Linked DNA regions of Homo sapiens: region 1 is linked to region 2. A link is a contact called in ENCODE Hi-C or POLR2A ChIA-PET data. All regions are on one chromosome and are shown on one strand. The core of a region is the stretch at or near the end of the contact, and the rest is flanking DNA. Distances in the headings are between cores, read along the strand shown.

Region 1 (3,365 bases), core at 588-3,087, 49 kb before region 2:
GTCTTGTTTGGTCCACCCGACCCGCCTTGACATTGAAACTCTCCAAACTCCTTCCTGACTCGTGCACTTACATTGGTGAGTCTCCCTCTCTGGCTGTCTCTCCCCTAGATGGTGTGTGCTGGCCTCCATCTTGTCACTCAGGCCTTAGCTCAAATGTCACCTCTTCCAAGAAGTCTTCCGTGACCACAGTAAAACCCCCCCAGCACTCAGTACCTACATCTGAGATACTTTTTTTTTTTTTTTTTTTTTTTTTTGAGATGGAGTCTCACTGTCCCAGGCTGGAGTGCAGTGGTGTGATCTCGGCTCACTGCAACCTCTGAGAGATTCTTTTGCCTCAGCCTCCCGCATAGCTGGGATTACAGGGAGGTGCCACCATGTCCGGCTAATTTTTTGTATTTTTAGTAGAGGCAGGGTTTCGCCATGTTGACCAGGCTGGTCTTGAACTCCTGACCTCAGGTAATGCACCTGCCTTGGCCTCCCAAAGTGCTGGGATTACAGGCATGAGCCACCACGCCCAGCCTGAGATACTATATTTTTGATGCATTTCTGCCTTCTTTCCTTAATATGTATTGATGTGTGTCAAATACCAGCTCCAGGAGGGCAGAGGTATCCACCCATTGGCTCAGGGCTGTAGCCTCAGGTCTAAAAGAGGACCTGGCATGTAGTAGATGCTCAACAAAAATTACTGCACTGAAGATGCTTGGACGTGTGCCGTTCCCAGTACCAGGCACTTCCCTAAACACTGTACACACAACTATTTAATCCTCACTGTCCAACTGTAGAGTAGGTTGTCACCAACCCTATTTACAGTGAGGAAACAGGTCTTAGAGAAGTTAAGCGGTTATCCTGGGCTGCACAGCTGGCACGTGGTGGAGCTGGGGCTTAGGCCAGAAGCCAACTGCAGCCTCTGAGGAAGCGGGTTTATGAGACCCACTCTCAGCCAAGCATAGTGGCTCACCCACGCCTGTAGTCCCAGCACTTCAGGAGGCCCAAGTGGGCGGATCATTTGAGGTCAGGAGTTTCAGACCAGTCTAGGCAACATAGCAAGAACCCCTCTCTACAAAAAATGAAAAAAATTACTGTGGCATGATAATGCAAGCCTGCAGTCCCAACTGATCTGGAGGCTGAGGCAGGAGGATCCCTTGTGTGAGAGTTTGAGGCACTGCACTCCAGCCTGTAACAAGACCCTGTGAGAAAACAGGCCCAGGAAGGGAAGGAGTTGCCTGGGGACCATCTGTGAGTGGCTGCTTCTGGGTTCCCACCCCGGTCCACCTGCCAGCGTGGAGGGCGAGTGTACCAGACCCTGCTGCTCTGGGAAGAGATCCCCCCAGGCCAGGTGTGGCACCTCAGGCCTGTAATCCCAGCACTTTGGGAGGCCCAGACGAGAGGATCACTTGAGCCCAGGAGTCTGAGACCAACCTGGCCAACAAAGTGAGACCCTGCCTCTACAAAAAATAAACATTATTAGCCAGATATGGTGGTACACGCCTGTGGTCCCAGCTACTCGGGAGGCTGAGGTGGGAGGATCAAGTGTGTTCAGGAGCCTGCAGTGAGCTGTGATGGCGCCACTGCACTCCAGCCTGGGTGACAGAGCCAGACCGTGTCTCAAAAAAACGAAAAAAGGGAGGCCTCCACCATCTGCGCTGAGCTCCTGGCCTGAAGCCTCGAGGGGAGCGCGTGCAGGGCGGAGGCCTCATGAATAATTGAGGGTCTCAGGCAGGCAGCCGCCCCGCAGATGTCGCCCCGCCGCGGGCGGGGAGGGGGCGGGGGTGACATCATTTCCTCCCCTGCAGGGTCCCCGCGTGGGTTATAAGGCGCTGCAACCCTGGCCCGCACAGCGCCTTGGACCCGTTGGACGCCCACCATGCCGCCCCGAGGGCCAGCCTCTGAGCTGCTGCTGCTGCGGCTGCTCCTGCTGGGGGCGGGTGAGTGCGGGACCTGCCGAGTGCGGGACCTGCCAGGGGCCGGGGAGCGGGGACTCCAGTGGGAGGGGGCAGGCAGTGCACCCAGTGGAGAGGCTTCAGGGGCCGAGCCTCCAGCGGGGGACAGTACACCCGCCGGGTGGGATGGGGAGGGGATGTGTGGGGACCGGGACGCCCATGGAGCTGGGGTCGGTACCGGGGACAGCAGCCAGGGCGGCAAAGCCCAGTGCCATCTCCTTTCTCCACAGCCACCGCTGCTCCCTTGGCACCGAGACCCTCCAAGGAGGAGGTGAGGAGTGTGGAGGCCTTGCCCTGCCTCACCTAGCTGGGGCCCTGCCCTCCCTGCACAGCCTGCCCCATGATCCTCATTGCCCTCAAACCAGCTGCTCTCCTCCCCATCTCCCCTGCCCTCAACCTCCCCTCTGACCCGGCACCCCTGCCCCCCAGCTGACCCGCTGTCTGGCAGAGGTGGTCACAGAGGTGCTGACCGTGGGCCAGGTCCAGAGAGGACCCTGCACTGCTCTTCTCCACAAGGGTAAGGAGGCCCCGGGCCCCACTTGCCCTCCACAACCCCATGGGACCCTACCCTACCCCACCCAGGGTCCTGCCCAGGTGCCCACATGCTCTCCCACCCAGGCTACCTGGAGGAAGAGGTCCTCATTCCCAGAGCCCTGTTGCCTGGACCAGCGGGGCACTGCCCAGCATTCACACCTGACAGAGCCTGGCCACCAGCAACACCCTTGTGGTTCCCTGCAGAGGGGCCAGATGGGGCAGGGAACATCCCCTCCCAGGTGGGATGAAATAGGACCCTCCCCCTGTAGTCTGGGCAGCCCCCCTGTGAGACCTTCGGCAGGGCCCAGAACTCCTCAAGGCCTCAGTTTCCCAATTCAAACTCCTGACCTCAGGTGATCGGCCGCCACGGCCTCCCAAAGTGCTGAGATTACAGGCGTGAGCCTCCATACTCGGCCTCAGTTTCCCAATTGGATGCTTAGAGAGTGTCCTTTCCCTTTCTGCCAGAGTTGTGCGGGACAGAGCCCCACGGCTGTGCGTCCACCGAGGAGAAAGGCCTGCTGCTTGGGGATTTCAAGAAGCAGGAGGCTGGGAAGATGAGGTCCAGCCAGGAGGTGAGGGATGAGGAAGAGGAGGAGGTAGCAGAGAGGACCCACAAGTCTGAGGTCCAGGAACAAGCCATCCGCATGCAAGGGCATCGCCAGCTCCACCAGGAGGAGGACGAGGAGGAGGAGAAGGAGGAGAGGAAGAGGGGGCCCATGGAGACCTTTGAGGACCTGTGGCAGCGGCATCTAGAGAATGGAGGGGACCTCCAGAAGCGGGTGGCAGAGAAGGCCAGTGACAAAGAGACGGCCCAGTTCCAGGCAGAGGAGAAGGGGGTGCGGGTGCTGGGCGGGGACCGCAGCCTGTGGCAGGGGGCCGAGAGAGGCGGAG
Region 2 (3,274 bases), core at 212-2,711:
GCCAACATGGTGAAACCCCGTCTCCACTAAAAATACAAAAATTAGCTGGGCGTGGTGGTGCACCCTTGTAATCCCAGCTACTGGGGAGGCTGAGGCAGGAGAATGGCTTCATTGAACCCAGGAGGCAGAGGTTGCAGTGAGCCGAGATCGTGTTACTGCGCTCCAGCCTGGGTGACAAGCAAGACTCAGTCTTAAAAAAAAAAAAAAAAAAAAAAAAAAAAACTTGGATATTAGCTTTTGATTAAGCTGACTTCTAACTATAAAGCTCTTTAAAATAACTACTCTTAAATTTCTTATTACCAGATTAAATTTCTTATTAAAATAAATAAATTTATTTATTTATTTATTTTATTTTTGAGATGGAGTGTCTGTCTGTTGCCCAGGCTGGAGTGCAGTGGTGCAATCTCAGCTCACTGCAACCTCCGCCTCCTGGGTTCAAACAATTCTTTTGTCTCAGCCTCCCAAGTAGCTGGGACTACAGGCAGACACCACCATGTCCGGCTAATTTTTGTATTTTTAGTAGACATAGAGTTTCACCATATTGGTCAGGCTGGTCTCGAACTCCAGACCTCAGGTGATCCACCCGCCTTGGCCTCCCAAAGTGCTGGGATTACAGGCGTGAGAGCCACAGTGCCCAGCCGTATTACCAGCTTTTAGTTGGGACAAACAGCTGGTATTCCTGGCTTGTGAACTTCTTCACCACAGGTACTCTCCCAAGTGAAACCTATAAGCCTTAACCAAGGTTATGACTTAACCAAGGATGCAGGGCATCTACAGCCGTCCTCCCAAGATCTAGAACCACTGCAAAGACAGCTCAAAGAAAGGAAAGTTTTGCTAGCTGCCAATGGAGTACAGCTCACATTTCTCTCTGGCCATATTCTCTAGGGTCTCCGCTCCACAGAGTTGACTGTTTACTCACAAAGGCCCAAAAGTCCTGAACGCCCTCACAGATGGAAGATAGGAAATAAAAAGTTGTCCGTGGAAGCAAAAAGAATCAATAGCGAGACCGGGCGCGGTAGCTCACGCCTGTAATCCCAGCACTTTGGGAGGCCGAGGCGGGTGGCTCACTTGAGGTCAGGAGTTCGAGACTAGCGTGGCCAACATGGTGAAACCCCATCTCTACTAAAAATATAAAAATTAGCTGGGCGTGGTAGCAGGCGCCTGTAATCCCAGCTACTCGGGAGGTTGAGTCAGGAGGATCACTTGAACCTGGGAGAAGGAGGTTGCAGTGAGCCAAGATAGCACCACCGCACTCCAGCCTGGGCACAACAGACCAAGACTCTGTCTCAAACAAAAGAAAAAAAAAGAATTTCAGGAACTGGCCTTAGGAAGTAACCGAGGGTGTGAGTGTCCCAGCTCCGGAAGGAAAGCTGAACAATTGATTTACAGCCTTGTTGCACCTGCCAGAACACCATGTGGCCCATTACTCAAGATAACCATCGCAGCCAGACAAGTGTCCTCATGAGTGCTCTACTCCTCACATGTTTTGCCCAGCTCAGCCTGTATATCCTCCCGCTAATGTCAATTCCAGAGCTTTGCCTAATAAAAAAGCCCTACTGGCTCTTTTCCAAGAGTCAGCCAGCAAATTTGCTCTCTTTCTCTTGTGCTGTCTCCCTCATACCCAGGCATAAACTCCAATGAAGTCTTGTCTGGGAAAACTGTTTTGGCCTCAAGTCAATTTCAGTTGCATTCAGATCCCAAGAACTTGTGGTCTGTAACACTGGGCGGGGGACAGTGAAAAACAGAGGGTTTACAAGGAGGCTCAAGAAAACTTCTGCAGGCGTGGTGGTTCACACCCATCCCAGCACTTTGGGAGGCCAAGGCAGGGGGATCACTTGAGGTCAGGAATTCAAGACCAGCCTGGGCAACATGTTGAAACCCTGTCTCTACTAAAAATATAAAAATTAGCGGCTGGGTGTGGTGGCTCATGCCTGCAATCCCAGCACTTTGGGAGACCAAGGCAGGCAGATCACCTGAAGTCAGGAGTTCAAGACCAGCCTAATCAACATGGAGAAACCCCGTCTCTACTAAAAATACAAAAAAATTTAGCCAAGCATGGTGGCACATGCCTGTAATCCCAGCTACTCAGGAGGCTGAGACAGGAGAATCGCTTGAACCTGGGAGATGGAGGTTGCAGTGAGCCGAGATCACACCATTGCACTCCAGCCTGGGCAACAAGAGCAAAACTCCATCTCAAAAAAAAAAAAAAAAAAAAATTAGCTGGGCATGGTGGTGCATGTCTGTAATCCCAGCTACTAGGGAGGCCGAGGCAGGAGAATTGCTTGAACCCAGGAGGTGGAGGCTGCAGTGAGCTGAGATCATGCCACTGCACTCCAGCCTGGGCGACAGAGCAAAATTCCGTCTCAAAAACGAAAAGAAAACTTCTGTGGGTGTGGTAGCTCACTACTGTAATCCCAGCATTTTGGGAGGCTGAGGCAGGAGGATTGCCTGAGGCCCGGAGTTTGAGATCAGCCGAGGTAACGTAGCAAGACCCCATCTCTACCAAAAAAACAAACAAAAAAAAACCCAATTATATTTATATATATAATATATATATAATATAGTATATATTATACACTATATATAATATAGTATATATTATATATACTATATATGATATGCTATATATAATATAGTATATATTATATGCTATATATGAGATACTATATAATATAGTATATATAATATATGCTATATATGATATACTATATATAATATAGTATATATAATATATGGTATATATAACTATTATATATAATATATAGTATATATAGTGTGTATATATATAACTATATATATATTTTATATACATATATATTATATATATATATATATAAAATGGCCATGGGGTGGCAGGAACCTGTAGTCCCAGCTACTTGGGAGTAAGCCACAGTGAGCTATAATCACACCACTGGACTTCAGCCTGGATAGCAGAGCAAGACTATCTCAAAAAAAAAAATAAAAAACAAAAAACAAAAAAACAAAAACACTTCCTGGGGATGATGAATACTGTTTTTACCTTGTGGTCACTATCTTGATTTGTGGTGATGGTTTCCCAGGTGTATATGTAAGTTAAAACTCATCAATTGTACACTTTAAAGGTCTGGTTTCTCACATATCAGTTAGACCTGATTGAAGCTGGGGGCGGGGAAAGGTAGGGAAAGGGTCAGGACTGCGTAATGCAAATGAGAAACTTTCCTCTAAGGGGTGGCTTTCCCCACTGGTCCCTGAGGGTGTCTGAGTTTTCAATCTGAAGCACAGCAGACCGTGAAGC

Evidence for each region. Hi-C counts contacts between places; a loop is a spot of excess contacts on that map. ChIA-PET counts read pairs that join two places held with the same protein, here RNA polymerase II (POLR2A).
Region 1: POLR2A ChIA-PET joins it to region 2 with 11 read pairs in WTC11. The contact joins the promoter of CCER2 here to the enhancer-like site in region 2. A Hi-C loop is called at or near these places in 4 of 168 maps with a recorded cell type or tissue (HL-60/S4, heart left ventricle and natural killer cell). POLR2A ChIA-PET finds 5 or more read pairs at or near these places in 33 of 52 experiments (A549, A673, B cell and 26 more).

What each region holds. Positions count from the first base shown.
Region 1 is chr19:38,910,658-38,914,022 of GRCh38, reverse strand. CCER2 (coiled-coil glutamate rich protein 2) reads left to right here and starts at 1,837. Exons shown (of 5, transcript NM_001243212.2): 1 at 1,837-1,925; 2 at 2,171-2,211; 3 at 2,370-2,457; 4 at 2,940-3,365. The coding sequence starts at 1,865. RefSeq lists enhancers at 986-1,610, 1,611-2,237.
Region 2 is chr19:38,860,923-38,864,196 of GRCh38, reverse strand. No RefSeq gene overlaps it. Among named protein-coding and RNA genes, the nearest start is that of HNRNPL, 13 kb to the right of the region's middle. Within about 2 kb of position 1,461, at least 15 of the 41 ENCODE cell types and tissues checked have a DNase peak (open chromatin) inside an H3K27ac peak, as active enhancers do; they include PC-9, where a contact is called at or near this core.